Linked DNA regions of Homo sapiens: regions 1, 2, 3, 5, 6 and 7 are each linked to region 4. A link is a contact called in ENCODE Hi-C or POLR2A ChIA-PET data. All regions are on one chromosome and are shown on one strand. Each heading gives the region's core, a stretch centred on a gene start or an enhancer-like site at or near the end of the contact. The rest is flanking DNA. Distances are from core to core; before and after follow the strand shown.

Evidence for each region. A loop is a pair of places that touch in the nucleus more often than their neighbours do. ChIA-PET counts read pairs that join two places held with the same protein, here RNA polymerase II (POLR2A). Pooled maps may share reads with other maps.
Region 1: a loop to region 4 is called in a map of OCI-LY7, with 7 times the contacts of the local background. The contact joins the promoter of PYM1 here to the promoter of PTGES3 in region 4. A Hi-C loop is called at or near these places in 4 of 168 maps with a recorded cell type or tissue (B cell, CD8-positive, alpha-beta T cell, OCI-LY7 and 1 more), 3 of 37 single-sample maps with no recorded cell type and 15 of 50 pooled maps. POLR2A ChIA-PET finds 5 or more read pairs at or near these places in 1 of 52 experiments (naive thymus-derived CD4-positive, alpha-beta T cell).
Region 2: a loop to region 4 is called in a map with no recorded cell type, with 9 times the contacts of the local background. The contact joins the promoter of SARNP here to the promoter of PTGES3 in region 4. A Hi-C loop is called at or near these places in 4 of 37 single-sample maps with no recorded cell type and 11 of 50 pooled maps. POLR2A ChIA-PET finds 5 or more read pairs at or near these places in 7 of 52 experiments (BJ, CD4-positive, alpha-beta T cell, T-cell and 4 more).
Region 3: a pooled map shows a loop between it and region 4 (4-fold over the local background). The contact joins the promoter of GDF11 here to the promoter of PTGES3 in region 4. A Hi-C loop is called at or near these places in 4 of 50 pooled maps. POLR2A ChIA-PET finds 5 or more read pairs at or near these places in 2 of 52 experiments (CD4-positive, alpha-beta T cell and GM12878).
Region 5: a pooled map shows a loop between it and region 4 (11-fold over the local background). The contact joins the promoter of ARHGAP9 here to the promoter of PTGES3 in region 4. A Hi-C loop is called at or near these places in 3 of 37 single-sample maps with no recorded cell type and 9 of 50 pooled maps. POLR2A ChIA-PET finds 5 or more read pairs at or near these places in 4 of 52 experiments (B cell, GM12878, Panc1 and 1 more).
Region 6: a loop to region 4 is called in a pooled map, with 7 times the contacts of the local background. The contact joins the promoter of RAB5B here to the promoter of PTGES3 in region 4. A Hi-C loop is called at or near these places in 7 of 50 pooled maps. POLR2A ChIA-PET finds 5 or more read pairs at or near these places in 2 of 52 experiments (HEK293 and K562).
Region 7: a loop to region 4 is called in a pooled map, with 5 times the contacts of the local background. The contact joins the promoter of GLI1 here to the promoter of PTGES3 in region 4. A Hi-C loop is called at or near these places in 6 of 50 pooled maps. POLR2A ChIA-PET finds 5 or more read pairs at or near these places in 7 of 52 experiments (B cell, BJ, GM12878 and 4 more).

The regions. Positions count from the first base shown.
Region 1 is chr12:55,926,549-55,929,702 of GRCh38, forward strand. PYM1 (PYM1 exon junction complex associated factor) reads right to left here and starts at 1,346. Exons shown (of 3, transcript NM_032345.3): 1 at 1,177-1,346. The coding sequence starts at 1,213. It also overlaps a transcript of DGKA not described here. RefSeq lists a silencer at 288-437 and enhancers at 456-1,036, 528-747, 788-957, 1,037-1,617.
Region 2 is chr12:55,816,435-55,819,349 of GRCh38, forward strand. SARNP (SAP domain containing ribonucleoprotein) reads right to left here and starts at 1,290. Exons shown (of 11, transcript NM_033082.4): 1 at 1,232-1,290. The coding sequence starts at 1,267. It overlaps ORMDL2 (ORMDL sphingolipid biosynthesis regulator 2), which reads left to right and starts at 1,607. Exons shown (of 4, transcript NM_014182.5): 1 at 1,607-1,678; 2 at 2,565-2,739; 3 at 2,908-2,915. The coding sequence starts at 2,566.
Region 3 is chr12:55,741,673-55,744,736 of GRCh38, forward strand. It overlaps GDF11 (growth differentiation factor 11), which reads left to right and starts at 1,450. Exons shown (of 3, transcript NM_005811.5): 1 at 1,450-2,089. The coding sequence starts at 1,645. RefSeq lists a silencer at 2,426-2,485.
Region 4 is chr12:56,686,797-56,689,988 of GRCh38, forward strand. It overlaps PTGES3 (prostaglandin E synthase 3), which reads right to left and starts at 1,488. Exons shown (of 8, transcript NM_006601.7): 1 at 1,202-1,488. The coding sequence starts at 1,203. RefSeq lists enhancers at 595-644, 755-874, 1,373-1,898, 2,375-2,424, 2,951-3,192 and a silencer at 1,535-1,724.
Region 5 is chr12:57,478,311-57,481,472 of GRCh38, forward strand. It overlaps ARHGAP9 (Rho GTPase activating protein 9), which reads right to left and starts at 1,556. Exons shown (of 18, transcript NM_032496.4): 1 at 1,420-1,556; 2 at 781-1,114; 3 at 230-447. The coding sequence starts at 1,096. RefSeq lists enhancers at 90-139, 1,660-1,709, 1,880-1,969.
Region 6 is chr12:55,972,733-55,975,765 of GRCh38, forward strand. RAB5B (RAB5B, member RAS oncogene family) reads left to right here and starts at 1,346. Exons shown (of 6, transcript NM_002868.4): 1 at 1,346-1,407. It overlaps CDK2 (cyclin dependent kinase 2), which reads left to right. Exons shown (of 7, transcript NM_001798.5): 7 at 1-57. RefSeq lists an enhancer at 1,090-1,239.
Region 7 is chr12:57,458,400-57,461,292 of GRCh38, forward strand. It overlaps GLI1 (GLI family zinc finger 1), which reads left to right and starts at 1,386. Exons shown (of 12, transcript NM_005269.3): 1 at 1,386-1,802. It overlaps LOC124902947 (a long non-coding RNA gene), which reads right to left. Exons shown (of 2, transcript XR_007063335.1): 2 at 1-1,162. RefSeq lists enhancers at 975-1,054, 1,065-1,114.

The DNA.
Region 1 (3,154 bases), core at 96-2,595, 760 kb before region 4:
CTTCCCTTCACACCTCTAAACCTCAGTGACCCAACAAATGAAGATACGGGAGAGGAAAAGGTACTATGTAGAAACGAGGAGGTCTTCAGCAAATAAAGCTTCGAGAAAAATAATGAAAACGGGACTGGGGTAGGGCAGAAACCAAGTATAGCTGAGATGGGGGAGGGGAAAAGAAGGAGGGCAGGAACTGGAGGGAAATGAGAGTGTAGAAGCCCCCAAGCCTGAAGAACCTAAAAGAGATATGAGTGGTCCAACTGCTGGAGAAAAGCTAAGGGCCCGTGAGGGTCCTGAAGCAGGGACCAGCACTGAAGGACCCCAGGGTTTGGGTGACCGGAAGCAGAGACCCCAAACACGAGACCAGAAGGGGGCGCAGGAGACACCCCGTAGGAGAGAATGAATGGGGAAGGCGGTCCGGGGGGCGGGGCAAAGGAGGGGCCCCGGGATGGGCGGGGCACAGACCCCTTTCCAAGTCCGAACCCCTGCCCCGAGAGCCCGGAGAGAAGCGGCTCCGCGCCTCCCGCACTCACCGCCGGTCTCGTCAGTAACATAGGGAGTCGCCATCTTGAAAACGCAAACCACTTCCGGCGTGAGCGGGCTGGGGTCCCGCCCCCCTCCCCACCGGAAGTGGAGTCCCGATCGTAGCAAGCCACCATCTTAGTCTTAAAGGGAGAGTGCACCATTTCATGGGCGGAGGTGGAGGAGGAGGAAGAGTGGAGAAGCTGAAATAGTTAATAAAATAAAGCCGTGGGCTTTTTACTGCCACCGATACCATTACTGAGCGCTTGCTGCCTGTAAAACAGTCCTCAGGGAGCCAAGAGAAGTTCCGAGGCACAGTCCCTCTCATCCCCAGGAACTCCTCGTACGTCCAGGACCTGCGAGGGAAAAGGGCGCAAGGCCCACCTGCACCCAAAAAGGGGGCCTTATAAATGAAGAAAGGAAGAATATCCAGGCTCTGGCCTGCACCCAGATCTCAGAGCGGCTTGGTGACGTGGAGCAGACAAACTCCAGGAACGCACTGGGGCGCACAAGTGTTTCTAGGGACGGTTGGAGACCCTATCTAACCCTAAGAAGGTGGGGAGGTCGAATTCGTGTGCCGATTGCTGTCGGCCAACCCACTCAACCACCAGAGACCCGCGGGAGGGGCGTGCAAGGCGGAGGGCGCCGCGGGTCGGTCACCTGTCTCCGTAGCCGCAGGGCTGCCGGCAGCTTCCATGGCCGAAGAGGCAGCGGACCAGGTTGGGCGGGCGGCCCTGGCCTGGCTCTGCCCCGCTGGGCGGCGCCGGGGATTCGGCGGCGAAGTGATGAGGGCCCTAGTTGCTTCTCGCCCAGACCTCCTAACCCTGAGTGCCTCCTCGGGCTGGGCCCTAGGGTCAGAGGGCAGGGTGAAAGCTTCTGGGCGGACCTACTTAGTATTCTAATTAAACTCGTCCAACCGCTGAGGATCTAAAGCGGGGCAACTCGCCAATAATCCGGTCCCGTAGTGTCACTCCATTTGTAGTCCTGCCCTGCGCCGTACCTCCCTATTCTGCAGACGAACCCATATGGTCTCCCTCCGCCGCCCATTTCAGCAACTGTTGTTCCTTCAGGGCTAAGTCCTGTTAAACTTGTTTCCCCTACAGCCTGAGAGGAGCCCGGCTGCAGGTTCCTCTCCTCAGGTGTCAACTCTGCCCTCCTCCACCCTCATATAGCTTTTTCCTTATCAACCCTTTTACCTTCCTGCTTATATCCCCACTTTGGCTTAGTTTAATGTCCAGCAGTACCCCTGGAACCAGGGAGGAGGCAGGAGGTAAGTATTGGTGACTACCTCCAACACTAGGCAGCATGTCCCATTTAAAAAACAAAACAAAACCCAGGCGCGGTTGCTCACGCCTGTAATCCCAGCACTTTGGGAGGCCAAGGCGGGTGGATCACGAGGTCCGGAGTTCAAGACCAACCTGGCCAAGATGGCGAAACCCCGTCTCTACTAAAAATACAAAAAAATTAGCCGGGCGTGGTGGCGGGTGCCTGTAATCTCAGCTACTCGGGAGGCTGAGGCAGAGAATTTCTTGAATCTGGGAGGCGGAGGTTGCAGTGAGCCAAGATCGCTCCACTGCACTCCAGCTTGGACGACAGAGTGGGACCCCGTCTCAAAAAAAAAAAAAAAAAAAAAAAAAAAAAACTAAAAAACTGAGCAATGGCTGACTAGGACCTTTATAAGACAAATTAGGCCTCAGAAGTTTTCTGGGGGCCGCAGCTTGCCTTCCTTCCCATCCTCCATGTCTGTGACTTCCACTAGAGGCCAATTCAGAATGTCTGGGGGTGGGGCTCATTTAAAAAGTATTTCCAGGCCGGGTGCGGTGTCTCATGCCTGTAATCCCAGCACTTTGGGAGGCCCAGGTGGGCAGATCACTTGAGGTCAGGAGTTCGAGACCAGCCATGGCCAACATGGTGAAATCCCATCTCTACTAAAAATACAAAAATTAGCCGGGTGTGGTGGCGAGTGCCTGTAATCCCAGCTACTCGGGAGGCTGAGGAATGAACCTGGGAGGTGGAGGTTGCAGTGAGCCAAGATCGTGCCACTGCACTCCAGCTTGTATTATAGAGCAAGACTCAGTCTCAAAATAAATAAATAAAAAGTATTTGCATACGATACACTGTTATTGCAAGTGTTGTGACACTGTGGTCTTAAACCCTTGCTCTCTTTTCACCGATTGTACTTCAGCCCTGCAGGGTCTAACATCTTGTCCTTAACCTTGTTATGATTAGACGTGAGAGTGTGGGATGAAGCCTCTAAGAACTAATGGGATACGTTGGTCTTGACTGAACTACCTCAGGAGTGGTCTCTGCAGCTTTCAGAGGCTGCTCAATAGACCTTTGTGCAGGAGGGAAACCTAAAGTCGCCCCTGTTCACTACCAACCCTAGGCCCCCTTCCCACCCCCAGACATCCTGCCTCAGCACTAGGGTTGACAGGAAGTGAAACTCAATTGTCTGCTTAGTAGACCTGCCTGGGACCCAACCCGGGGCCCCGGATGTGGCCCCCCACCCTGAGGAGGAACAGGGCAAAAAAGGCCGGGGAGAACAGGCTGTTGTTTTTTCCTTTCCCTTTGTTCATTGCGGTTTCTTTCTTTCTGATTTTTATGATGTGGTTGATTAAAGAAATGAGCACCTGGAACC
Region 2 (2,915 bases), core at 40-2,539, 870 kb before region 4:
AATAACTCCAGAATAACACAAAAACCCACTAACAGAGTTTAGAATCCAAGAGTAAGAAAAACATCAGTTTCACAGAAAGACTAATTGGGGTCAACTAATAAGTGACTAAAGAAGGGTCCTCTCCCTACCCTTACTACCCTTAAGCTTTCTTAACAGCAACAAAAACAAAAAAAAACTTTTCGAGCTTTAAAGGATCACTTTTCAGTTTCAGCTATATCAGCCTGGTTTGTCCAAAACATCTAATGGGAAAACTACTTGTGAAACCACAAACAGACAATTACTCAAGATATCTTAATTTACCCTAAAAGAAAATACTTTTTAAAATGTTCTTCTTTTTAATATATTTTTTTAACTTTTTTATATATCTAAGTGTGAAAAAACTACCAAGAGTCTCATAAGACAATTTAAAATAGCTTCTGTGATTCAGTGTCAGCCAATGGTAACACCAGGAGATGCAGGGCCCACCCGAGATATGAAATGGAACAGAGATAATCTTAACCTTGGAATTGTTTTTCCCAAATATTGCAGGTGTGAGTTCTCTCTGGTGGTTGGAGATGGTGTGTGAGGAAGGCTGGCGGGCCGAGAGCCGCGTGACAGAACTCGAAAACTTTTAAATCTGAGGTGTCTGTACTTCTACTATTCTCAAGACCTCCTCAACCCCAGGCTTCTAAGGCGAGACCGATCTTCTGAGAGGCCTCTCCCTGTTTCAAAATTCGGCTTGGGGCGTAATCCCACCTAGAAAAGGGGAGTGGAAGTATTTTCTGAGTGTCTGGTACCTATTTAGACAGAAATACACAAAAATGCCACCATTTGCTAACAGGGAAATCTCAGCTTCGGACGACAGACTGGAAACATCATCCCAGGGAAGAAAAACGGATCCTGGCTCCGACATGGGGCAAAAAGGAGGGACCAACTGACGTAATGCAGCCCTGAAAAGCAACGAAGAGTATAACAGGTAGAAGGCACTTACACAACCCAGTGGGGAAGGGTGACGGACGATACAATGATGAAGGAAGCAGAAATAACAAATAAATATAGCAGTAAAGCCGTGAGGAGAAATGGGAAATTAGGGAAGGCGTAGTGTGGAAGGGTGGCACAAAAGAGCTACGGCGGGAGCCGAGAAACGAAGTGGAAAAGGCTGCACGGAGAAGACGTAGGAGAAGGCGCAAGCTACCCTGTAGAATTCAGTTCCTAGAAAAGTCCAACTCAGCCCTTCCCCGATTCACGGTACCTTTAGCTTATGGAGCTCCACCGTCTCGGTCGCCATCTTGTTACCCCTCACTCCACTAGGCCCCCACCCGCGGCCTCCGCCTCCAGGAGCTCCCGCCTTAGGCGTAGAGATGCAAGGCTGACCAATCGTTGTCACTCTTGCTCCCACGCCATACCATCAGCTCTTCCCATTGGTCAATAGCTGACGTCGCTCTCACTTCTCTAGGCAGCTTGCCCCACCTCTTTCAAAAGGTGGAACTGGGAGAGGGGCGGGCACTGTATCTTGCGAACGACAGAAATGGCAACCAACTGTGCTTCTGCATTACAGACCACCAACCAATGGGTGGTGGCAGCGCTGATTCTGTTCCTCCAATAGGAAAGGGGCAGAAGGAGAGGCGTTACTTCCTGGAGACTTCAGGTGTGGTAGCCGGCGCCGCGCCCATAGCCGGACGGGGATCTGAGCTGGCAGGTAGGAGCTGCAAAGACTGTAAGGGTTGCTGAGGAAAAATGGTGGGAGGCGAAAGGGGCGCCGAGGGAGTGGTGACCTAAATACTGAGAGGGGAGCGCTGAAGGGAGCCCTGAAAAAACCGATGAACATGAGGAGGAAGCTGGGAGGGGCATGGGGCGGGCTTAAGGAACTGGCGGTGGGGCTGGGGCGGGCAAGAGCCGCTTCCTAACCAGACATCATCAGCTTTAGAGCTACCACAATTTTAAAGATCCGAGTTCAGATAATCACTGCTGCCCCTGGAGTCAGAGCCAAGGCTCCACCTTTCGAGGTATTGAGCTCAGGTCCCTTCCTAACCCAGTCCAGAAGCCGTGGGCAAGTTGTTGTCGTGCCCCACGCTTGAGAGAAGTAATGGGGATGCAGACTGTTTACATGCCACGGAGGTGAGAGAGAGGGTGGACAAGCCCCAGAGAACAAAGTGGGGACCAGAGTGAGCTTTACTCTGTCATCCCTTCTTAGTGGTTCTTTGATGATTCCATGACTTTCGCCTGGAATTCTGGGTGTACGTGACCTCTTCATGGTTATTAACTTCTTCAGCAAAGTCAGATACTCCTATTTCCCTTGCTCCCTGAAGTGAGTGCCCCAAGCCTACACATACACCTTCATGTTACAGTTGACGTGTAAAGATCAGAGCAATAATGACTATGTCTCTGAAATGTAGTGAGGACTCTTCTTGTCTTTTAAAGTTTTCCCCAAGTCTTCAGTTTTTATTTTCTGCGTGATGGGTAAGTTCTTCATTCCCAATAGAGTTCAGGGGATTGGGGCTATCTGAGAGACAACTGGGAGATAGCTCAAGAGGGGTTGAGAAAAAACTGAGCTGGACTCCTGCCTGATCCCCCATTACGGCTAGGATGAATGTGGGGGTGGCACACAGCGAAGTAAACCCCAACACCCGAGTGATGAATAGCCGAGGCATCTGGCTGGCCTACATCATCTTGGTAGGATTGCTGCATATGGTTCTACTCAGCATCCCCTTCTTCAGCATTCCTGTTGTCTGGACCCTGACCAACGTCATCCATAACCTGGTGAGCACTAAACCACGCCCTTGTACCCACCCCAGGGTTTCCCAACCAAAAGCAAAATAAAATCACCAATTGTTTGGGGATTTATGTGTTCCTTTTGGGATCTTAACATAATTCTTTGACTGAAAAACTACTTTCTGCCCCTCACACTGCCACCTTCCCTGTTCCCAGGCTACGTA
Region 3 (3,064 bases), core at 200-2,699, 950 kb before region 4:
GCTGGGATTACAGGCGTGAGCCACCGCGCCTGGCCTGGCACAAACATTTTCCATTTGACTATTGCTCCAGGGCTTTCAGATCCAGAAATAAGCCTGGAAAACCTGAAGTCAGAAGTTAAGCACATTCAAAACATTTTTTCACCTTAGTACTGTTTTACTCTGCTCTCTGACTGCCCAGGATCACACCTGAAGACTAGGGCTGGTCCCACATCTGTATTTCATCTCGTGCATCTGAGCGCAGACTTCTTTCCCATGCTCACCCTTGCAACCTCCAGCCCCTTCTCAGACTTCTAAGACCCTGCAGATCCAAAGATATAGCTAGAAATCCAGAGATCTAGATTTCTCCCCAAGTATAACAGCCTCCAGCCATCTCCTCTCACCCTTCCCCCAGTGGCCTCTAGCTCCTGCCTTTTCCAGCCGGCTGACTACATTAGCCCTGTTAAGCCCCAGTTTCAAGCTCACAGTCTTCCCAGCTCTATGTCTTCCCTCTGTTTCAGTTCTTCCCATCACCTCTCCACCTTCTTAGGTTGTCCCTGACCTCTTCCTCTCCTAGTCCCCTTAATCCCTCTGATGAGCCTAGCCTGGTGCTTCCTTCCATGGCTTCCTTGAGCATCTTCTTTGGGCTACCTCTGGTGGCTAGAGCTCCTCTGGTCTCAAGTTCTCCACCTCTGTCCCCTGGGCTCTCTGTGCTCCCACCAAGGCTGACTCTTGTGGCTCCTTCTCTCAGGAGTTTCTGCCTTTCCTCTCCCCCACCCCCAATCCCCTGCACCTGCCTCCTCAGGGGCTCCCTTGTTGTCTCCCTGTCTGTGCCCCTCTCTCTCCTCCCCCATCCTGATTTCTCTCCCCCCCACCCCCCCCCCCACCCCTTTCCCAGGGCACTCTTCTGTCCTCTGTTCCTCTGCCGCTGTTCCCATCTCCATGACCCCCGATCTCTTCTGGTCTGGCTCTGTAGACCTCTGTCTCCCCCTATCTAGTGGTACCCCTCTTCTCCCCATTTTTGTCTCCACTCTAACTCTCCCACTAGTTGTCCCAGTCTTCCTCCTTCTTGGTTCTGTGTCTCCCACAGACACACAATTTCCCTCTCTAGCTAAGTCTCTCACCTCTGCGTCTTCCCCCTGACTCTTCTTTTCCTCCTTTGTCTCTCCCTCTCTCCTCCTCCTTTTCCTATCTCTGTCTCTTCCCCCTTATCTCTCTGATTCTCCTTGGTCTCTCTGGCTCTGACTTTCCCTCTATATCCGCCCCCCCGCCCCCTCATATCTCTGTCTCTTCATCTCTCTCTGGCCCTTGCTCCCTCATTCCCTCCCTCTCTCTATTCCTCGGCTCTCTCCGGCTCCCTCTCTCGCCTCGGATGACAGCGCTGCCTCTTTTGTTGGCTCCGCAGCCAATCGCGGCCGCTGACGACACGGGGGCCGGGGCTATAAAGGGCCTGGCCCGGGCTCGGGCCCCCCCAGCCGCCCGCCCCGGCCGCCCGCCCGCCCCGCCCGCGCGCCCGCCGCCCCCGGCCCCCCGGGTCCCCCCTCGGCCGGGCAGCCCCCAATCCCGCGCCGCCCGGACCCCCTCCTCCTCCCTCCCTCCTCCCTCCGCCCCCTCCCCGCGGGACTCCGGCGTCCCCGCCCCCCAGTCCTCCCTCCCCTCCCCTCCAGCATGGTGCTCGCGGCCCCGCTGCTGCTGGGCTTCCTGCTCCTCGCCCTGGAGCTGCGGCCCCGGGGGGAGGCGGCCGAGGGCCCCGCGGCGGCGGCGGCGGCGGCGGCGGCGGCGGCAGCGGCGGGGGTCGGGGGGGAGCGCTCCAGCCGGCCAGCCCCGTCCGTGGCGCCCGAGCCGGACGGCTGCCCCGTGTGCGTTTGGCGGCAGCACAGCCGCGAGCTGCGCCTAGAGAGCATCAAGTCGCAGATCTTGAGCAAACTGCGGCTCAAGGAGGCGCCCAACATCAGCCGCGAGGTGGTGAAGCAGCTGCTGCCCAAGGCGCCGCCGCTGCAGCAGATCCTGGACCTACACGACTTCCAGGGCGACGCGCTGCAGCCCGAGGACTTCCTGGAGGAGGACGAGTACCACGCCACCACCGAGACCGTCATTAGCATGGCCCAGGAGAGTAAGTGGGCTGCGGGGCGCGAGCAGTGGGGTGCTGGCTCTGGCCCCGCGAAGGGCGCCTTCTGCTCCAAGCGGGGCGCTCCCTGCTGCCCCGGCCCGGAAGCTTTTTCTGCGAAAACTTGACGAATTAGGGAGCGGGGGCTACTTCATAGAAGTTTTCCGAGCGGTGGAGATGGGCTGCAAAGTTGTATGCACGCCTAGTTCCCGGAGGTTGGGGCGGGGGAAATGGGGCGGGTTTCGAGATAGTGCCTTCCACCCCCAGTATGCTAAAAAGATCCTTGTTGGAGTCCGGGGAAGCTGGGGCTGGGCAGTGACTCTGTCCTGAAAAGCCGTGGTGGGGAGGCTGGAGAACAGAATCGGGAGGCTGCAGGACCCCCGCAGCCCCAGCTGGACTGCAGTGCTCTCTGCTTCCCAGTGGCCCTGGCGGTAACTCCCCACTCCGTGCTCCGTTCGCAACGTGCCCAACGGGTTGCAGAGAACTGTGTGCTTTCTCCCAAGAATAGGGTCCCAGAGCCCTGTACACCTCCTGGCAGCCCAGCTGGCACCCTTTCCATCCTGACCCCTGTCTCAGACCGGGTATCCCAAGGGGTCGGAAAAGCTGTGCCTTCTTGATACTGACCGAGCTCGGAGAGCTCAACTCCATTGCGCTGGGGGCTAAGGACACTCATTGGCTACTCAAACCTTAGTGTTCCATCCCTTATTCGCCCACCCCTACCGCAGGTGGACTTGAGAGAGACGAAGACCTAGGAAAAAAGAGAAAGTAGTAGATGGGGGAGCAGGAACCCAGGCATCCGAGCCCCTGACCAAACGGAAGATGAACATATAATAGACATGAGCTGCTTTGAAATTTTATGGCCTGGAAAATCCAGGCGAATACTACACCCCCCCTTTTCCAGCTCTCCTTAGGGTCAGGTGACTCCTTCTCCTCCCCCACTGAGGTCTCCCCCCCTCCCCAACTACAGGGAACCAGGCCTCT
Region 4 (3,192 bases), core at 238-2,737:
GCATCCCTTTAGATTTCTAGCCAATATACTCAGCCTCAGTATCATGACTTGAATCAAGCAAATCCTTATTACTTTTCCAAAGACATAAAGTCACTCCCCTCTTCTCTCTTCTGAATGGAGTCTAAAACAAAAGAAAAAAAAGGTTCCACCTTAATTGTTCTCCATACCTTTTAGGACGTAGTTAGTACCTTGAAAAATAACCTCCCGTCAAAAAAAAAAAAAAAAAAAAAAAAACCCTGTAAAACCGGCAGTTCCCACTGTACGCGGCAGTGCCAAGAATTCTTACCGGTTAAAATCGCCAAGGCTTTCCTTTATCATCGTAAAATGAAGACTGCCATAGAATCTGTATTCACCTCCACACAAATTTAAGATCTTTGGGACGACTGTAGGTTAATTAAATGCCTACTACATACCTATTTCATCCTACACTGTAACAAGATAGTGAAACCTCACCTCAAGTAGAACATGAAACACAGAAAATGTCCGTATCTTTCCAAAGTCGACACGTGCGGAACTACCTGCTCAATGGTAACTCCTCCTCGCTGCCAGGGAAGCGGCTGAGTTTTGGCAACCTCCCGTGTTTTCAAGAGACTGGAGTTAGGAGGCGGACTGGAAGTACCCACACTCAAGAAACCCAGACACTGGAGAGGGAAGTATGTTGCGGCGTGGGCATGGCTTCCTTCTAGTTGCCTAGCAGTACCTGCAGCTCACGGCGAGGTCCGCGTGGGGCTCTCCCAGGAGCTCCGCCAGGCACCTGGCGGCACCCACCACAGGTGCACTCGACTCAGGGCCTGGCCCCGGGACCACAAAGCAACAGAACCGGAGCGCCCAAGCAGCCGAGAGGCGACCCACGAAGGTTCACGCTTCAGGGCGCCGCATGGCGAGCAGCTACCGGGAGCTTAAGGCCTAGGGTGAAGTTACCGAAAGAGGCGAGTAACCCAGACAGCCAAAGGGGTAAAAGTAGGATTTCCGGCATGGGGAAGCCAAGGAACGGTTCAGGGGTGGGGGAAGCAGACATCTGGAGGAAAAATGTCCTCCACCCGCCAACGGTAACCGGAACAAGGATCCTGGACCTCCCGCCCCCAGGCAGGAACGACTGCCACCACCGATGCGAGAAAGGCTAGGGGGCCGCTTCCAGGGAGCCCCCAACGCGGCCTCGGCCTCACTCGGCGACCTTCCCTCGGCGGGGTGTCGCACTCACATTGTGAACGGGGCAGGGGGACGGGCGAACTGGTGGGCGGGCCTCTCTGGCGGCGGCTGCTGCTAGGGAGTCGACTTCTCTCCGGTGGCGACTCCGCTTTTTCTCTCCGGTCGCGGCCTCTTCTCGCTTCCCTCAGGCGACGGCGGCAGCGGCGGGCTCGACCTCGGGCCCCAGAATGCACCGCGCGGAAAGAGCGGCTCCTCCGGTCGGGGAGAAGAGGAAAGTGTAGGAAAAGGGGCGCGAGGACGGAGAATGAACGTGCGTGCGTGCAAACGAGGGGTGGTGAGGCCGGGCGGCGGCTGGTGACGCAGCAAAATGCCCGGGCCTTGCCGCCGCGCGTGCGCAGTCCTTGTTTTTGGGCTCCGGCGCGGCTTTCTAGAGATATCTACGGAAAGGGCGGGGCCTCCCAGCTCCTTCGCGATCCTTCCTGGCGCCGGCCCCGCCCTTCGTCCGCCACCCCACCCCCACTCCGCCCCCTGCTAGTCCCTACGCGTTCCCGCCTCTCCTCCCGCTCTGTCTTCTCGCGTTAGAAAACCGTTAGTGGCCCAACTGCCCTGCCATGCGCCTTCGGCGATTTCTCTGAGAAACGGTTGCGTTGACAGTGGGAGGCAAGGCTGAGGCGGAGGGACACGGAGTCGGGATCCTGGAGAACTGAAATGGCGCGTTGGTTACTCTTGAGGGAGTAAATCAGCTCACTGAGTCATCATTCCACCACAAAAACCTGTAAAAAGCCTGTGCTGTGGAAAAGGGCTCACTTCAGAATCAAGGGCCTGGGTCCACCTCGCCATTTTTCTGAAGGTTGGAGGCTCTGTCCAGGGACAGCGGAAATTCGAGGTTCTTGGCGGAGGAGGAGCATTTGCCAATTGGGGCGGGCTTTTGCCCCTACCTTGAGACCTTAGTGCTGTAGATGAGCCAGGAAAGGTATTTGAGGGGAGAGTCTAGGTTTCTGGGAATGGAGAGAGTAGGACATTGTGTGTTTCCACGCACATCGTTTGGGGGAGAAGGGGTTCCCCGTCGCTTTGTGCAACATATTAGTAGGGTGTAGTAGGGGTAGCAACCAAGAGACCCAAAACAGTCCTGCTTAAGAAGAAGCCGCTTAACGGTGGATTGGGGAAAAATACTCTAGTGCGCTGCATTTTGAACAGGAAGGAGGTTTAACGAAAGTGCTATAAAACCTTTCTGAAGAACGGGGCTTCATAATAAGCACTAAGGTATTTAGTGTCTGTGTTGTGCAGGACAGGTAGTGGGAGCTACGAAACCTGGACCCTAGCTCAAATGCCATTAAAAAGGGAAATTGGGCGGGGCGCCCGTGGCTCACGCCTATAATCCCAGTACTTTGGGAAGTTCGGTGGGCGGATCACCTGAGGTCAGGAGTTCAGGACCAGCCCACCCAACATGGTGAAACCCCATCTCTACTAAAAATACTAATTAGCAGGGCGTGGTGGCACTTGCCTGTAATGCCAAATACTAGCTAGTATGAGGCGGGAGGATAGCTCGAACCCCGAACCCGGGAGGCGGAGGTTGCAGTGAGCACTCCAACTTGGGCGACAGAGTGAGACCCTGTGTCAAAAAAAAAAAAAAAAAGGGAAGGGGCCGGGCGCGGTGGCTCACGCCTGTAATCCCAGCACTTCGGGAGGCAGAGGCGGGCAGATCACGAGGTCAGGAGATTGAGCCCATCCTGGCTAACATGGTGAAACCCCGTCTCTACTAAAAATAAAAAAAAATCAGCCGGGTGTGGTGGCACACGCCTCTAGTCCCAGCTACTCGGGAGAGCGAGACAGGAGAATCGCTTGAACCCGGGAGGCGGAGGTTGCAGTGAGCCGAGATCGCGCCACTGCACTTCAGCCTGGGCGACAGAGTGAGTCTGGGTCTCAAAAAAAAAAAAAAAAAAAAAAGGAAGTTAACTTGGCGCACTGGTTCACGCCTGTAATCCCAACACTTTGGGAGGCCGAGGCCAGTGGATTACTGGAGATCAGGAGTTCAAGACCAGC
Region 5 (3,162 bases), core at 306-2,805, 790 kb after region 4:
CTCCTCCTTGCTCAGAGTCAACTGAATGCCGTGACCTCACAGATGTCTCCCCGCACCACCTCAGCCACTCTCCACCACATTAACTTGCCTTTAGACTTATCAGTAGTACCAAGCGTTATCTTATTTATTTGTTTTTGTGTTTGTCATCCCCAGGGGAGTCCCCTGAAGACAGAGGTGCTGTCTGTCCTGTGCCTAGAACAGGGCCCAGCTCAGAAGAGCTGTGACTCACTGTGCTGGCACTGGCTTCTGACGGCAAGTCTTCCTGGGAGAGGGATCTTCCGCTTGGTCCTTCCTGGAAAGGCTTCAGAAGGCTGGGGCTCAGATTGTCAGTGCTGACGCTCCTACACATTTTGCGGGGAAGTGGAGGAGGCTGCTCCGAGCTAGCCTGAGCCCTGCTTGGGAGGGCCTGAGACAACTCCTCCAGGGAACCATGAAACAACTTCGGCCCTGGAAACAGAAAAGGGGAGGGTGGGTGGCAGGTGATCAGAGGTGTTGTTGTAACTGGGTCCCTCATCTTGGGAACTCACAGGGAAGACAAGAAGGGCAGAGGGAGGATGTGGAAAATGGCATGAGACCTAGAAGCCTTAGGACTAGGAGGACAGGCAGTGGGATGAGGATGCCATGGCGGGGGCAAGAGGTAGGCTGATCAAAGAAAAACAAGAGAAGATGGTTAGCAGAAGCTTGAGGGAGGGGGACCTCCCCAAAATTCCCAGAAGCCAGGGAGGTAGGAAGGTGATGGGAGGTAGGAAGGTGAAGGGAGAGGGCTTAGCGCTTACTCACCAGGAGTCCAGAGCAATTGGCCGGGGATGACGGTAGTTGGACTCTGGGAAGGGATGGATTCCTCTATCATATAGGCTGCTGGGACGAAGATGGGTCGAGAGGTGGAGGGAGCTTCTAGGCGTCTTGCCAACCACCAGTCGGAGTTGGTCTTTCGAAGCAGTAGGAACCTATCCCCTTCAGCCAGAGACACCTGCTGGCCATCTGCCCCAGTATAAGTAAAGGCATAGAGGGCACAGAGCTGGGATCCCCGAGGAGGGCTTCGGGGGCCCAGCCCTAGGATCCCCCAGGAACTTGGCCACCACCGGCTGGATAGCATTGTAGCCAGCACTGTCACCTGTGAGAAAAAGGGACACTGGAGACCCAGAAGGGAATAGGCCTGGCTGTCTCCAGGTAGACAGACATGGTTCTAGGAGCAGTGTTGCAGGGAGGTGAGGACGGGAGCCCTTGAGTTGGGGGAGAGGGTAGAGCAAACAGCCTGGTGAGGATCGGTGACAGGTTTTGGGGGCTGAGAACTCCTGGTGGTGTCTGGTGAGGAAGTATGTAAGTAACATGAGAGAGGATGTGGTCAGCAGGGCTGCATGGCCAGCAAGGCAGGAAATTAGAGGAGATGACCTAGGCCAGTAGTTTTCCTCCAAGTACCTTGTGGGGCCCATCAGAAGATTCAGGAGCAGGAGTTGGTCCTGGGTAGTGGTGGGAGTCTTGAGGTGGACACAGGAAGGAGATAAGAAGAAAGAATCAGGTTCAAGACAGAAACAGGGAGACACAAGGTTAATGACAAAGACAAAAATGTGTGTTATTCTTTATTAAATTTATGCAAGCATCAATGTTTCCGTTACCAGTCACCTCAGACCATAGCTGCGTGCTTCCTGTGCAGACTCAGAGAGACATGGTGACAGAGAAACAGAAAGCCAAATAAATACCAAGACCAAATCAGAGAGAAAGACAAAGTGGGAGAAACACAGAGGGATTCAGAGTTGAAATATCACCACCCTCCCAATCCAGGACACGATTTTGGGAGCTGAGAAGCCTTGATACTGTCCTGTACACACAAGCCTCTTGAGGCAGGAGCTACTTTAGTGTGTGGGTTCATTCATGCTTTTTTTTTTTTGAGACGAAGTCTCGTTCTTGTCCCCCAGGCTGGAGTGTGATGGCGAGATCTCGGGTCACTGCAACTTCCGCCCCCCGGGTTCAAGTGATTCTCCTGTCTCAGTCCCCCGAGTAGCTGGGATTACAGGTGCCTGTCACCACACCTGGCTAGTTTTTTTATTTTTAGTAGAGACAGGGTTTCACCATGTTGGCCAGGCTGGTCTAGAACTCCTGACCTCAGGTGATTCACCCGCCTCAGCCTCCCAAAGTGCTGGGATTACAGGTGTGAGCCACTGCGCCCGGCCTCATTTATGCTTTTATCAAGGATTGATTGAGTGCCTCCTGCGTGCAAGGAGCAGTGTCAGGCACTGGAGATGAGAGAAGGGAATGAGCCCTTTTGGAGCTTAAGGAGAGACAGACCTTAACTAATGACACAATAAACTTAATAATTACAATTGAATCAGGAACAATGGACAAGTAATGCAAGACGCTATGACAGGTAGATAGGGGACTGATGCCAGCTTCTCCTTGGTGGAAGGTGGGAAGTGACCTTCCCTGGATTACCAGCACTTTAAAACCCACACTTCTGCTTCTGCCTTACCTGGCCACTCCTCTTTTCCTCTTCTCTCAGCTTCTCCACTGCACAATGTGAGGCTTTCTGTTTGGGTTTGGAGAGGTGGGTTAAGGAGCGAATGACCCTCCCCACTGGTGATATCAGAGAGCCAGCTCTCTTCCCCTGAGGGCTGGGTGGCTAGTACTGGGCTTCTGCCTCAGTGATCTTCCTAGTTTACTTCACTTCAACACATGGAGAATCCTACCCCTCAACTCTTCCTTCCCACTTCCAAAATAGTGACTAATTTCACCCATTTATTCACTTATTTATTCATTTGGTGTTCAGTGCTTGAATCCACCCTTTTTTTGCCTTCTCTGAAACTCTCTCTCCTATACTTTAGCTTGTTTTTGTTAGCTTCGTCGCATTCACTTTTAAACATATCCAAGTCTCTCCCATCTTTAGACAAACCTCCCCTTACTGGGCTTTCCAGGTACCACCATATATATGTCTCTCTCTCTTTCTTCTTCTCTTTTTTTTTTGAGACAGAGTCTTGCACTGTTGCCTGGGCTGGAGTGCGGTGGCACAATCTCTGCTCACTGCAACCTCCGCTTTCCAGGTTTAAGTGATTCTCCTGCCTCAGCCTCCTAAGTAGCTGGGATTAGAGGCGCCTGCCACTATGCCCGCTATTTTTTTTTGTATTTTTAGTACAGACAGGGTTTCACTATGTTGGCCAGGCTGGTCTC
Region 6 (3,033 bases), core at 96-2,595, 710 kb before region 4:
GTTATTTGTAATTTAGTTTGTAGCTCATTAAAAAAATGTGCCTAGTTTTATAGTTCATCTCTTTCCTCCTCTTATTTACTGAAAGAATGGTGGGAGACAGAATATGAATGTGTGTATGTGATCATTGATTTCAGACCCCTTTTCCTAATCTCTCTGTGCATGGCTGCCCACCCCACCCCATTTTGGCTAGTGCTGACGGTGAACAAAGTGGTTATTATCATCCCTATTTATGGCTGGGGAAACTGAAGCCTATATACTTCCTACTTCACTTTCTCCACACACCAGCAAACCTCCTTTCCCCCAGCCAACATACCACACACACACCACACCACACACACATCACATACACACACCACACACACATCATATACACACATATACCACACACACCACGTATACATATACCAAATACACACACACCACATACACACCATATATGCACACACACCCCATACATACACACACCCATGCACATACATAGCGGCAGGAAGAGGGCTCCCGGGGAATTTGCCTTTCGACACTGCATTTCCCAGTAAGCCCGCCGTTTTTCCTTTCTGTTTCATATCACAGACAGAAAAGTTTTCCAAAGATTCTTTTATTTACATTTACATACGATTCTGAAAAAGCGTCTCCAAGCTACCACTTCTTGTAGTTGCCATTGTCTCATTCCACCAAAAAACATCTCAGACCGCCCGCGGCCACCCCAAATACGCCTGTCCACTGAAGCCTCACTAAAAGGAGGAAGCGCTGATGTCAGGGTTACTTAAATTCCCAGGCTCCGGATCCCTAGAAGAGGTATTTCCCTTTACGCCCGCGAATTTGTCATAGAAGGCAGGGCACTAGAGCCAGCCCCAGCCAAGTCCAGGGGGAGGGGCGAAGGTCAGTAGCGGCCTTCCTAAGGCTTCCTTCAACCCCTCCTTGCCTGCCAGTCAAGTACCGTATTTTCGCAGTACTGGTTAAAGTTTCACTTTGACCCGCCTCCATCACTCACCTGATTAGATGTTTATGAGTCAAAAGGCGGGGTCATGGGGTGTCGAGATTTTATTGGTGGATACATACGCCTGTCGGCAGTGTACCGCCCCCTGTCTTCAGGAGCTTGCTCTTTAATGGCTCCTTACCTCGTCCATCTTCGAGGTTTCTCCCTCGCTATTGGCTTGTGGCCCCGCCTGTCGCGTCCCTTGCTCGTACTTGTTGGTGACAGCGCCCAAAGAGACTCGCCTTTCTCCAGAGGATTGGTGGATGAGTGCACATATAGCCCACCCTCGAAGGTAGGCGGGTAATCGAGCTATTGGCTGGAGCCCCGCCCCAGGGCGAGGAGGAGAAGGAGGGGCAGGAGGGTTTGGTTGAGCTGCAGCTGTTTGTCTGTTCGACACAGGCTTGGGGCCGACGGGGGAGACGGAGCCCCAGGTACCGAGCTGATGGAGCCCAAAGGGCAGGGGCGGAAGCGCCCGGGAGATGAGAGCAGCCTGGCCTGAGAGCGGAGGCGGGTCTGGTCCTAAGCGAGGGGTTAGAGTGGCCCACCGGAGAGGGGAGAAGGGGGCCGGGCCCCGGCAGGCCTAATGGGGGTCGCTGAGGAGGGGACTGGGCGGCCTGGGACCCCGAAGTTGGTGAGTCGGGAAGGCGGCTGGGCTGTGGCGGCGGCCAGGCCGAGGGCCGGGGGCTGGAGGCCTGGAGCTTGAGTGAGGGCAGGGGCAGGCCTCATTAAGCAGCGCTGAAGAGGGAGGAGCTGGGGAAAGGAACAGGGCAGCGGGTGAGGTAAGCCCATTTGCCGGGAGGTGAGGAGGGTCAGACCTGTCGCCCGAGCCCCGGGGGTGACTGGGGCTGGGTCCCTGCAGAGAGGTTCATTGGAAGGGCCTGAGAAGGGTTCTTAGTTGGGTAAGAAGCGTTCTTTTCAGGGAAAGTGCCTATTGTAAAAAGAACTGAGGGTGCTATGGTGTTGAGCTGAGAGAGATTTGGGTTCAGTGAGGGAGAACTGGGGAAAATGAAGAAGGCTGTATTAATCTAGAAGACTAAGGTAGTTGAAGTAATGGAAGCAGGGCCTGGTATCAGTTATGGGAACTTCTGGGAATGCTGAAGGGTGGGCTGGGGGCTCTGGGTCTTGGGAGTACACACTCTTTTGTTCCCTTTAGTGTTTAGATGTGGTAATTTGAAGCTTTTTAAAACTCCCAGGGTAGGGATGAAGATCAAAGTAATTTTTTTTTTTCCATGACTGTTGGCTGCTCCAAACTCAGCCCCTACACTTTCTGTTGGCCTCATAGCTGGTCTATACTGCAGTCTGTTTCTTAACTTACTGTTTCATGTCCTATGAAAGAGCTAAGAAGTTGGATTGGGGGCATGTTTTGTCCACTTCTTTCCCACTTAATAATGTGGTCTATAGCAAATACCATGTCTCCTAGAACTGAGAATCTATTTCATATCTATTTCATTATCTACATGGGAAAGGGGCTTAGAGATCCTCAGCCATCAGGAGATCTTCTGATCATAGTTGGTGAAACTTTTGTGGGACTTAGACTTGACTTGGGTATTTCCCAGGCAGGTAATGGAGTTAACAGGTCCGAAACTATGCGGTGATATCACTGAGGAAGAGATTTGGGGAAGAGTGAGAAATTCCATTTCAAAAGCTTGGCATCACCCCTTGTTCTTTGTCTACTTCAAAAGCCCAGATTTCTGTGCTGTTAGAAAGTTGGGTCAAACTATGAAGTATCTGGGGAAGATGGTGAGTAGAGAAAAAGATACAGAGGTGCAGTAGCCCACGCCTGTAATCCCAGCACTTTGGGAGGCTGAGACAGGAGGATCACTTGAGCCCGGGAGTTCGAGGGTGCAGTGAGCCATGATCTTCCCACTGCACTCCAGCCTGGGCAACAGAATGAGACCCTGTCTCCAAAAAAAAAAAAGACAAAGATTGCCAAAGCAGAGGAGTGGAGTACCCTCCTCCCCACATATTTTTAATGGTCTGCTAGCCTTCTTAGTCCCTCATAGATTGGAGCCTATTGGATTTTCCCTTACTGTACTTCCTCCTTTTCTGCGTCTCTA
Region 7 (2,893 bases), core at 136-2,635, 770 kb after region 4:
CTAACCTAATGACTTTTAAGAGTATAGAGGAAACCAAAAAGTTTGAGACTCACTGGTCTATAGAACTGGGTGGGGAGAAGAAAGTAAGGTGTTCTAAGAGAGCTCTTCTTGCTGGGCACCGGTGGTCCCAGCTACTTAGGAGGCTAAGGCCGGAAGACCGCTTAAACCCAGGAGTTCGAGGCTATGATCACACTTGTGAATAGCCTCTGCACTCCAGCCTGGGCAAATAGTGAGGCCCCGTCCCAAATAAAAATAAATAAATACATAAATACATAAATAGCTCCTCTGGAAGAAGGGGCTCGAGGCTGGGACAGGAGCATGTGTGGGGTGCCTTTTTTTCAGTGCCCATTAGTCTGGTCTGACTGAGCTGGGTCTCTGACCCTCTGGGGATAACTAGCCTGGGTCAAAGTCCCAGATCTCCCCCTACCTTCACCTTTTCTTTTCCCCCTTGACCCTCAGACTGAACAGTTAACCCACTGACCTTCCACACCCAAGGGGGTGGTTCTTGGAAGCAGAGCTAGGATGTGGGAGGTCTGCCTGTGGGGTTGAAAAAAAGGGGAGAGGGTGCCCTTTTTCCTTGTCATGCTTCCTCCTCTTTCTCATAAAAATCAGAGACTGAAATGCTGCCCCTCCCTTATATCCGGTCACGATGGCAATGCAAATCTAAAGAGGCAGGGCACTTCCCTGTCAGGCAGTACCGCTGGGCATAGCAACCTCTGCCTCTCCGTTTCTCAGAGCTCACATATCCACCTCCTGGGCTTTTAAGTGGGCTTTAGTGAGGGGCTCCTCCTTCAACTGGGCTCCTCCTTCAGTTCCCCAGCTCTTCTGCTTCGACTCCGAGCGGGTGTCATGTGTGAGAACGGCCAGCAGAGGGAGCAGAAAGCCTGGAAGAGCAGCTAGAGCCTGCAGTGACGTGGTGCGGAGGGGCGGCACCCTCCAGAACTTCGAGACGTAGAGCCGGGGTTCTAGGGAAAGGGGCTTCAGTCCCAGGGCTCCTTGGTGACCTCGTGAACCACACCCTGCACCCAGAGCCTCAGCCGCTGCTCCTTGCTTTTATGCTCCATAGACTCCTCACCTTCTTCCAGAGCCCCCAACCCAACTTGATTTGCCCCAAACCGCAACTCTGTCCCGGCCGCTGCAAGTTCCATCCAAAGGGTGAGGCCTGCAGATAAACCACAGGATGGCAGAATGCTCAGTTAGCACCAACCAAAGGCGACTACCCTACCTCCACTATTATCGTTCTCGGTTGAACTTCTCCCCCTGCCCCGCAATATTTTCCTCAATCTGGTTGTCGGGGCCTCTTTGGGGCCAGCCGATCCAGAAATCCAAGCCGGGATTTAGTACTCACCAACAGCAGCGTGTTCAGCCGGGGCGGGGGGGGGGGCGTAAGCAGTATAGGGTCCCTCAAGGGAGGGGGAGGATCCTGGGGGTCCTGGGGGTGCAATAAGCCCGGCACCCCTTCTCTTGCTTCCAGCTACCCCGCCTCATCCTCCAGAACGGCAAGAGGGAGGGAAATAGAAGGGAGGTGAGGGGCGAGCGGGAAGAGCGGCGGCGCGCCAGCGGCTGGAGAGAGAAAAAGTTTTTGCAAAAGGGAAAAAAAAAGTTTGCGCTTCTCGCGGGTGGTCCGGGCTTGCGGCCCGGCGGGCTGGGCCGGCGGGAGGGCTGGGGGCCAGGTTGGGGGGGTGGGGGTGGCATCGAGGCTGCGCTGCCGTGGCCCTCTCCGCCCCCCCTCCCCACCGCACACCCCCCAGCCCAGACTCCAGCCCTGGACCGCGCATCCCGAGCCCAGCGCCCAGACAGAGGTGAGAAGGGGGGGCAGGCGGGGGACCACCTGGGAGCAGTGGGGGAGGGGGCCTGAGGGGATGCTCAGCTTCTTAGGGACTCATCCCAGACCCGGGACATAGAGGCAAAATAGGGGTGGGAGAGCCTGGGGTGAGACATTAGAAACTCCAGATTTTTCACTTGTGTCTTTCTCTGTATCTTCTTTTTCTTCCCTTTTTTTCTTCTGTCAGTCTGTGTATCTCTGTCTCAGGGAACCGTGGGTCTTTGTCTCCGCCTCTCCCATATATTAGAAATATCTTACTTTCATGCGGTTAAGTTTAAGAGGCTGGAGGGATGGCTAGCTGGAGGTCTGCGTTGTAGAGAGGTAACCCCAGGTGTGTGTCTGCGCGTGGGGTAGGAAGATGTCAGTGTTTCTGAAAGGTGGGGACTGCAAAGGAGGGAGCTCCAGGTGGGGTGGGGACGGGTGTGTGGGAGGCAACAGAGCCACTAGGGGCCAGCCAGGCTTGAACCTTTGACCTGTCTTGTGACAGATGTGCCAGTGGATGCTTGTGCTTTAGGGGAAAGGAGTGTCTTCTGGACTTGGAAGGGGGCTGGGGCGGGGGGGGGCTGTCCAAGGTCTAGTGAAGGCCCTAGAATGACCCCATGCAATTTGGACTCCTGAGTCCCAAGGGCTGTGGGCAAGGAGCTCAGGAGGAGCCGGGGAGACCTTGTCTTGACCCTCTGACCTCAGGACCACCGGGGCAGCGGGAGCCAGCCGCAGGGAGACCCCTACCGGGGCTGGGCGGGACCACTGGCCACTGCCAGCCTGTGTATCCCCGTTGGCACCCCGCCCAAACGGGAGCTGGGGATCGAGGCCCCTCCTCTGGCTCAGACCACCCTGCCTGCCCTTGCTCCCCGCTCTGAATCCTCTTTCAGGTCCCATGACCCCGAAACAATCAGCACTGGGCAGCTAGCTTTCGGGACAGGATTACGGAAAGGGGACCCCGTAGAGCCTGGGGACTGAGGGTTTTAGGGGTCTGGAGAGCTGGGGTCTTCTAGGATAGGTCTTTACGTTCCAGTAGAGGGAGAAGGCGGGCGGTTTCCCGGGGGATATGTAAGGGTCGGAATAAGT